Regions from separate parts of the Homo sapiens genome. Here region 1 is linked to region 2. Evidence: chromatin loops called from intact Hi-C (ENCODE). Cell type or tissue: heart left ventricle. All regions are shown on one strand.

Region 1 (5,000 bases), 66 kb after region 2:
ATTATTCATGGCATTTTCTCATAATCCTTTTTTATTTCCATAAGGTCGATAGTAATGTCCCCACTTGTATTTCTAACTTTAGTAATTTGAGTCTTTTTTCTTAGGCAGTCTAGCTAAAGGTTTATCAATTTGGTTGATCTTTCCAAAGAACTAACTTTTGGTTTTATTGATTTTCTCTATTTTCTTATTCTCTATTTCATTTATCTTTGTTCTAATCCTTATTATTTTCTTCTGCTGGCATTAGGCTTACTTTGGTTTTCTTTTTCTAGTTCCTCAAGTTATAAAATTAGGTTACTGATTTGAGTTCTTTTTATGTAGGCACTTATAGCTTTAAATTCTGCTTTCTTTGGATCTCATAAATGTTGGTATGTTGTATCTTAGTTTTCATTCATCTATTAGCATTTCTAATATCCCTTTTTTATTTCTTTTTTGACCCACTGGTTGCTTAAGAATGTGTTATTTAACTTCCACAAATTTGTGAATTTTTCCAATCTTCCTTCTGTTACTGATTTCCAGCTTCATTCTGTTGTGGTTGGAGAATATAATAATTTTAATCTGTTAAAATGTATTGACACTTGTTTTGTGGCCTAACATATGGCCTATCCTGGAGAATGTTCCGTGTGCACTTGAGAAGAATGTGCATTCTACTGTTGAACAGAGAATTTCATCCACGACTGTTGGGTCCACTTGGCTTATAGTGCTATTGAAGTCATCTATTTCCTTATTGATTTTCTGTCTGGTTGTTCTAGTCATTATTGAAAGTAAAATACAGAAGTCTGCATTATTGTTTTAGAACTATTTCTTCTTTCAATTCTGCTTTTATTAATATATTTTGGGGTTCTTTTGTTAAGTGAGTATATGGTTATAATTGTTATATCTTTCGTAAAGGATTTTGAAGGATCATTTTGACTGAATAAAATTTCACCTTGGTCAGTGATGCTGTGGCTTTGCCTGCAGCTAAATAATGCAGTGCCAGTGTTCCTCTCTTTACCTCCACAAGGGCATTTCAGATATCTTGGAATGAGTTTGCTTTTTAAAAATAAATGTTATGAAGATTTTTTTTTTTTTTTTTGAGACGGAGTTTTGCTCTTGTCGCCCAGGCTGGAGTGCAATGGCATGGTCTGGGCTCACTGCAACCTCTACCTCCCAGGTTCAAGCAAATCTCCTACCTCAGCCTCCCGGGTAGCTGGGACTACAGCCGCCCACCACCATGCCCAGCTAGTTTTTTGTATTTTTAGTAGAGACAGGGTTTCACCATGTTGGCCAGACTGGTCTCGAACTCCTGACCTCGGGCGATCCACCTGCCTCGGCCTCCCAAAGTGCTGGGATTACAGGCATAAGCCACAGAGTTTTGCTCTTGTCTCCCAGGCTGGACTAAAGTGGCACAATCGGCCGGGCGCGGTGGCTCACACCTGTAATCCCAGCACTTTGGGAGGCCGAGGCGGGTGGATCATGAGGTCAGGAGATCGAGACCATCCTGGCTAACAAGGTGAAACCCCGTCTCTACTAAAAATACAAAAAATTAGCCGGGCGCGGTGGCGGGCGCCTGTAGTCCCAGCTACTCGGGAGGCTGAGGCAGGAGAATGGCGTGAACCCGGGAAGTGGAGCTTGCAGTGAGCCGAGATTGCGCCACTGCAGTCCGCAGTCCGGCCTGGGCGACAGAGCGAGACTCCGTCTCAAAAAAAAAAAAAAAAAAAAAAAAAAAAAGTGGCACAATCTCAGCTAAATACAACCTCTGCCTCCTGAGTTCAAGAGATTCTCCTGCCTCAGCCTCCTGAGTAGCTGGGATTACAGGCACTTGCCATCATGCCTGGCTAATTTTTTGTATTTTTAGCAGAGATTGGGTTTCACCATGTTGGCCAGGCTAGTCTCGAACTCCTGACCTCAGGTGATCTGCCTGCCTTGTCCTCCCAGAGTGCTGGGATTACAAGCATGAGCCACTGCACCCGGCCCATGTTATAATGATTCTAATCTTCATAACAGATGACTTCTAACAATATTCATAGATAATAGATAGATAATGGTCTTTTCTTCCTTTCTTTACATGTGGAAGAAGAAAATTGATATACCAAGCTCTAGGATATGATAGTTAATGGGATTGAACTTGTATACTTCCCTGAAGACAAGGTAGAAGGTGAAATAAAATGGTTTACATCATTTGAATATTTTAAAAAAATTAATTTTAATTATTATGAGTACATAATAGTTGTGTATATTTATGGAGTACATGTGATATTTTGATACAGGCATACAATGTGTAATGATCAAATCAGGGTAAATGGAGTATCCATCACCTCAAGCATTTATCATTTTTTTGTGTTAGAAATATTCCAATTCCACTCTTTTAGTTATCTTAGAATATAAAATAAATTAGTGTTAACTATAGTCACCCTATTGTGCTACCAAATACTAGATCTTATTCATCCTATCTAACTGTATTTTTGTACCCATTAATCATCCCCACTTTATCCACCCACTTCTTGCCACCCTTCACAGCCTCTGGTATCCATCATTCTACTATCTCCAAGAGTTAAATTTTATTTTTTTTAAGCTCCCACACATGTGTGAGAATATACAATATTTGTCTTTCTGTGTCTGGGATATTTTACTTAACATAATGTCCTCTAGTTCCATCCATGTTGTTGCAAATGACAGGATTTCCTTATTTTTATGGCTAGGTACTATTCCATTGTGTATATAGACCACATTTTTTTTTTATCCATTCACTTGTTGGATGCTTAGGTTAATCCCCTATCTCGGCTATTGTGAGTAGTGCTGCAATAAACATGAGTGTGTAGGTATCCCTTCGATATACTGATTTCCTTTCTTTTGGATATATACCCAGCAGTGGGACTGGTGGGTCATATGGCAGCTTTATTTTTAGCTTGCTGAGGAAACTCCAGACTGTTCTCTACAGTGGCTATACTAATTTTCACTCCCACCAACAGTATGTGAGGGTTCCCCTTTCTCCACATCCTCGCCAGCATTTGTTACTGCCTGTCTTTTGGATAAAAGCCATTGTCACTGGGGTGAGATGATGTTTCACTGCAGTTTTGAGTTTTATTTCTCTGACGATTAGTGATGTTAAGCATTTTTCATATACCTGTTGGCCATTTGTACCTCATTTCAATATTTGAGAAAATAAATTATGATTATTCTTTAGTGCAGGCTATTCATTTTATTTTATTTTCCTAATACCAGACTCTTTGGTGAAATTCCTGTATATCTGATTGTGTGGCTGTCGTTTCCACAGCAGCCCTTCTCCACTGTCACCTCCACTGCTGCTCGTGGTGGTCAGCACTCACTGGGCCACTCTTCTGTGCCATCGCACACTTCCCCTCTGCTACTCCCCCACAGCTCTCTGAGGTGGGACGGCTGGCCACGGTTCTGCAGGAATGGGAGGGTCTGGCAGAGGCCACATTGCATAGTCCAGCTGAGCTAGGCAGACACCACTCTATGCATCACCACTTCCTGTGGCCTTTCCCATTTGACAAACGAAATGCTGCAAATAGAAAAATCCTCCAGTGGAGATTTTTTTCTTCCGGAGGTTTCATTTTCTGGAAATCTACAAGACCCACAAGAATGGCTGGAGGGCCTTTAGTGTGTCTTGGGCAAAGGTCCGTGGCCACTTCTGGTCTGCTGCCTGGGCCTGCTGTCCACACTGAGTTCATAAATGGGTCCACAGCAAATATCCGTACACAGGTAGAAGTTTGAGGGTATCTCAGTGAGTTGTATGAAACGTGGTGGATGCCTTGGGCTTGACAGTTTCCATGGCTTCCCTTTTAAGCTTTAAGACTAAAACCCCCTGGCTTTGTGCACAATGTTAACTGAAGAGCTCAGATCTGGGGTTAAGAAAGACGGAGGCACAGAGTTTTGATGGGATCACTTGGAAACGAAGGGCCCTTTACTGTAGGGGCAGTAGGAAGCTGCGGATGACATTCTGCAAGGAAGGAAGGTGTCTGAGGAGCTGAGCATTCAGTGAGCCCCAGCCTTACAACTCGGGTTCAGGTTTCCAGTTAGGTTGGCCTCCTGCAGCCCTGGGTTAAGTGTAGGGCTCTGTTTGGCCTGCAGCATCTTTAGTGGATTCCATTGCCACATGCACGCCTTCAGCAGCCTCTGACTTGGGCATTCAGCCACCCAGCCCTCCACTTCCCTCAGCTGCATTTACTTGCTGGATCCTAAGCCACTGCTGTTTGGTTTTAACTTTAAACCTCTGTTTCCCAATCTAAGCCTGCTTCAGATTAGGAAATGATTTACAGTTCCCAGCTGGACCCTGGGAGTGAAACTGAAAAGTGGGGGCACTGAGGAGAAGGTCCCAGGACACGCACTTCGGCCCTGTATGGTTCAGTAACCATGTTCCCAGCTTTGGGGTGAGACACCCCGGAGTGTGAAGCTTGCTGTGTTACCATGGAGCTGATTTAAAATCTCTAAGCTGGTCGGGCGCGATGGCTCACGCCTGTAATCCCAGCATTTTGGGAGGCCGAGGCGGGCGGATCACCTGAGGTCAGGAGTTCAAGACCAGCCTGGCCAATATGGTGCCCTGTCTCTCCAAAAATACAAAAATTAGCTGGGTGTGGTGGCGGGTGCCTGTAATCCCAGCTACTCGGGAGGCTGAGGCAGGAGAATCGCTTGAACCTGAGAGGCAGAGGTTGGAGTGAGCTGAGATCACGCCATTGCACTCCAGCCTGCACAACAGAGGGGGACTCCATCTCAAAAAAAAAACAAAAACAGAAACAAAAAACTCCAAAAACCCCTCTAAACTTCAGTTTCTTCACTGGGAAAGTCAAGATGATAACAGTGGCTTCTCCACTCTCCTTAAATCACAGCAAGAGCTGTGATTAAGTGGGGCACGCACTGGGAACAGGGTGCGCGCTCCCTAGCAGTGCCGTCCAATAAGGCGCGTGGGGGCTCCCAGGAGGAAGTGACAATGGAGATGTGGGAGTTGCCTATGTAGACGGTAACACGAGGTAGAAGCTAACCCAGGCCCCGGCACTTGGCTG
Region 2 (5,000 bases):
AAAGCAACTGAATTTTAGCTCTTTACTTTAATTAATTCAGATTTAAAATGAGATATCCACGTGTGGCTTGTGGCTACTGTATGGGATAGCACAGCCCTAGAATGCCTCTGGTCTCCTCACGGTATGAAAATTATCCTCTGAATATAACTGAAGGAGTAGGGAGAGGAAGAGCCTGCATTTAGAGATCGGTGTGCACACTTTGCCATAAGAAAGCAGAAAAGTATTTGACCATTTAAAAACACGTGCTGTCTTGAAGGCTGATTGAAAGGACATAATTGTCACCAACTTGTATTTTTAAAGAGGCCATTTTGAAAAGATAGTTTGAAAATGTAGTGAGAAATGCTAGAGTTACTTTTCCTCTTCTGGAGCTGCCAATAATAAACTGATGGTGATCCGCATTCCCTGTGTTCCCGGAGAATTAGCATGATTTTCAAAACGACTGAAACATGTCTTTTAACTTTTGCATTGATAATGAGGAAGGGGAAAATGAGACGTCATGCGGACTTCCCCAAGTGTTAATTCATAACGTCGTATGTGCAGTGCCTCCATCCATTGTGGGATTGTTCTGACGTTATCCTGTTATTGGAAGTGCATGATTCACCTTCTAAGGAAACAGAAGCCACACACAAAAGGGGAAGATTTGCTTTCTGCCCTGTGAAAGCCTGCCACACGCAGGGGTCCTATTAAGACAGCTGGAAAGTTGCTTCAGTGTGTTACGCTTGTAAGTTTTATTGGTGACTGGTTTTTGATTACACATTTGAATGCTGTGTGTTCCAGACTGCAGTTTTAATTAAAAGGCAGTAGTCTTTTTTTTTTAAATTGCACTGTGCACTCTTGGTAGATTCTCTCACATAGTAGTTCTTATTTTCCAATGTTCACAGCTTGTCTTGGTTAGAGGCTCTGATGCCCCCTCAGAATCTATCTTCCTAGCCTTCTCTCTTCCCAGTAACTTGCATCTTCTTATTTTTAAGAAGCGTCTGCACTGTCGTATCACCAAGTTGCTTGAAGTATCAACTCATATGTCAGTAGGCTAAGAATGTTTTATCCACTGAAATAGGATGTAAAAGATCTACCACTGTCAGTGGAAAGAGATGCTATTGCAATCAGTATCTCCTGTTTTTGTTTAAATCGACCCTAATGATCTTATGATGTTATTCTGTAACTGTTGCTTTACATGTTTTTTAGTGTTATTAGTATTTAATGCAATTAAAGTCTAAGAGAAACTTAGGTCTCAAAACCAGAATTTGGGTATGAATTATGACTAATACTTAATTTTCTGCAAGATGGTAAAGAACCTGCAGGATACTTTTTTACACAGAAAAAATTGCACAACGGTATTAAAAGTGAATTCTGTCACTGCTCTGCATGCCACTTTGCACGTGCACTTGTTTCCTTAACCGATTACCGCAGCTATGAAGAGCGAGCTCTGTATCTCGAAGCAATAATTCAGAACCACCGCGAAGTAATGACATTCGAGGATTTCGCAGCCCAAGTCTTTTCTCCCTCTCCCAGCTACTCCCTCAGCGGAACGGGTGAGTGTCTACATTATTCTTCTCTCACGCGCTTAAGACGCATTCGAGCAGCAGATGTACACCTGTTTTTCACAGATAAATGCTTTGCAAATTTAAGAAGAGCATTCTCCCTCTGAATCAACTAATGAATATCAAAAGGAATGATGACATTCATTTTAATTTGTTTTGTATTCGAGCTGTTCACTCAGTTCCTTTCTTCAGCTATCCTGTTAACCTTCAAATCTAGCAAGGTTAATGAACTTTTTCTCAGTAATGTGCTCCGGTTCATTCAGGAGTGTGGGTTTCTTGCTGAGCTGGGAATATGCTGTTTAAAAGCGATGCCCGAATCAGTGCTTACTTATCAAAAAAGAGTTCCTCACAGTGGAAGCCGTTGCTACTAATGCTAAATGGGGATTATGCTGCCGAGATTCGAAGGTCAGGGATTAATGCAGGAGACATGGAAGGACAGTGTCCCGGGGTCCATCATTACAGCAGTGCAGTGTGCGTGTCTCTCTGGAGTGGTTTGTGTCATGTGGACAAGCCGCCGACCGGAGCAGCACCTGGTGTGGAACCCGTTTAGAAACTAGCTTACAATAATTTTCATTTATTAGGGCCAGTGGAAAATTGTGAAAGTTTCCATAGATTTCCTTGTTTTTAGGTTTTTATTCTTTTTATATTTCCAGTTTGGGGGGAAAAATACATGTATTGCCACTTAAACAGATTATGTGATTACTGTGTGTTTCTTTCAAATAATAGAATTATTACTTGTAAATTTCTGCATATAATTACAGATTAATTGCCTTTCAGAGAATAAATGGGATATTTAGCCAATGCATGTTGAGATTCTCAGTGAGGAGCTTCCTTCTTCTTCCACTGCTTTAAATGAAACTGTTAGAGTGCTTAATAGATTTCTAACCTGTGTCAATTGTCTCTGAACACTGCCTTACTTCTCCTATTCTGACTTGTTAACAAATATCTTATACACAAAGTGAAAAAAAATTAAATCCAGTGAAATAAATCACTTACAAATAAAATCAGCCATGCATCATTGTTTAACATCGCTGGCCTCAATCCTTGCCTCTCAGAGCTTTGTTGGGAGATAAGAGGGAGAGGCACGCACTTGCGCAGGGAGCCAGGAGCAGCAGGCAGAAGGCTTGGGAGATAAGCAGGCTGGCAGAGGTGCAGGAGCAGCGTGATTTGCATAATCACGCCTCTGCTTCCTGGTGAGGCGTCAAGGAACACTGGGATGGCCTCTATTGATCTTTGTTGAACTGGAATACTAAGCAACATGAGAAAAGCTTATAACTTAAAGCTTTGATTAATGTTTCTTACATTAAAAAAGTGGAACAGCTGTGAATTGAATTCTTTTATACACTCTGCCAACATTCTATCTAAGACAAAAACAAATTCGTTTCAAGGGAAATGAAGATTTCATACTCGGTCTGGCTAGAGATTTTAAATCGTTTCTAATTTTTCAGTGAAAGAACATGAGGGATCTGTAGCAAAGCTAATTTTAAAAAGATCTCATTCAGCTTTTTCCCACCCTCATGAGATTATTCCCCTCTTCGTGAGGACTTGATTTTTCAGTGCAGGTTGTTTTTTGTTTTTTGTTTGTTTGTTTAACTCTTGAGAAAGCTTTTTACTTCTTAAAATTAAACACGTAAATAATAACTAGATGTTTTCATTCCTTAACTGTTACATTCTTAAGATTATTAAGATATTATCAAAATGAATAATGATGGACTTTGTTTTCTATGTATATTTTAGCCTCTGTATAAACTAATTTGATCTTTTCCAAACATCCATAATTATTTAAACCAATAGAAATGAGTGAGATTCTAGGAGCAATTTGAGTTTTTAAGAACTCTACTTGGAGAGGATTGTCAATAGGCTTCTTCAAGAACGTCATATTTTTGAAAATTGCTTAGCAGAATGAAGATTCTGACAGCATGTGAGGGTGGGCATTGGAACTCTTCTAAAAGGAACGTGAAACCAAACATGGAATATCAAGACAAATGCTACTCCCTCCGCTTTTCAAATTATTAACATCAGTATTACATTTCATAGTGTTCATGGTTTAAGGAATTCAGTGTTGAGTGGGAAACATTTTTATACGTCTATCATGCCTATCCTTAAGTGTGATTTTTAAGTCTAGGCATAATGTTCTGTTTTAATTCTTTGCATATCTTCTCATAACGCTGAGTAGGAATGAACTAGATATAATCTTGATTTGAACTGAAATGTGGGGCAGTACAATGAGGACAGAGCATTTCAGCACCATAGACAAGCACGTTTTCGGAAGCATCTTCTAGCTTACATACTGGCTTCGCTTTTGAGGAATCCCTGTCCACTATCTGTTACTACTTCTACAGATGAAAACATTTGTCATTTGTTTACACTGTTATGTTCTTGGGACAAGGGCGATCAAACCCAGATGAGCCAGCCAGCTTAAACTAAGAAATTGAGGTGAAGTCTGTTCTTCCAAGCAACAAGCCAACTGGAAAAATTGACCCTGAGCGGCTTAAGCTCCCACAGTGCACTTAGGACCCAATCAGACCATCTCTGGCCCTCAGTGTCATCAAAGCAGGGCCTTGGGCTTGGGCTCACATGCGTATGCACAATCTGAGGAATTAGGGGCTCCTAGGTTTTCTTTGTATCCTCACCACCAGGACTTTATTATTAATGAAGAGGGAGCATCACCTGAACACTGCATTCATTCTGCACTGTATTGGTAGCAGCAAGCCAGAAAGCAGCATGCAGCCCCCACTTCTAGAGGGAAAGCCCCAAAATCAGCCTTTAAGTCTGAAGTAAAAGTGGGAGATGCACTCGGTGGGAATGGCCTGTGCCTGAAGCTTCCACTGTTGGAAAATGCCCTCTGCTTCTGACTCTCCCCATCCAGGTGCTGTTACCCATCCGCCCAACAAGCCCTGCGGGGGTGGGTTGGCCAGGTGAACAGGCTTGCGTTCAGGATGCGCCGTCAACCACACATGGTGGTGTAGCTGCTAATATATGAGCGCTCGGCATTTTTCAAAGAGCTTTCAAAACAAAATCTATTTTCCTAATGAGAAAATATTTTTAAAGACCATCGTATCTACCTTGTATCTATTCCATCCATTACTTGTATTGATAACACCTGACATGTAAAGATATTTCAACTACTTTTTTACCTAGCACTATAGTTTACCTTCCTTTTTTGACCAGCATTAAATAATCTAAAATGTAGCCAGTATTAAAATATTGGTTGCAATTAACATATATATGTTTTATGTATAAATACATTTATATACACATATACATTTCTCTCTCACACACACACACATATTGGGGTGGGGGACTAAATTTGTGCTTTCAATCATATCACCAAGAAAGAGGGACCGGCAGAGAGGCCTTGAAAGGGTTAACTGGAATGGGCACCCTCGACTGCTGGGAGGGACTGATGTAATCACTGCAGCTCACAGCCAAGTGCATCTGTTCACCATGAGGTCATTC

Evidence for each region. Peaks named below come from ENCODE experiments on the same cell type or tissue, not always from the same donor. Only the 100,000 strongest peaks of a DNase experiment are listed, where the experiment ranks them.
Region 1: it touches region 2 in a loop (2.9-fold over the local background); 2 of 110 quality-filtered maps call a loop at or near these places.

The regions. Positions count from the first base shown.
Region 1 is chr20:20,342,591-20,347,590 of GRCh38, reverse strand. All of the region lies in intron 26 of CFAP61 (cilia and flagella associated protein 61), which reads right to left. Among named protein-coding and RNA genes, the nearest start is that of INSM1, 23 kb to the left of the region's middle. In heart left ventricle, no CTCF peak of the experiment used is centred here; no DNase peak of the experiment used is centred here.
Region 2 is chr20:20,408,559-20,413,558 of GRCh38, reverse strand. It overlaps RALGAPA2 (Ral GTPase activating protein catalytic subunit alpha 2), which reads left to right. Exons shown (of 40, transcript NM_020343.4): 38 at 1,411-1,532. Among named protein-coding and RNA genes, the nearest start is that of INSM1, 43 kb to the right of the region's middle. RefSeq lists an enhancer at 2,348-2,982. In heart left ventricle, no CTCF peak of the experiment used is centred here; a DNase peak (open chromatin) is centred at 2,678.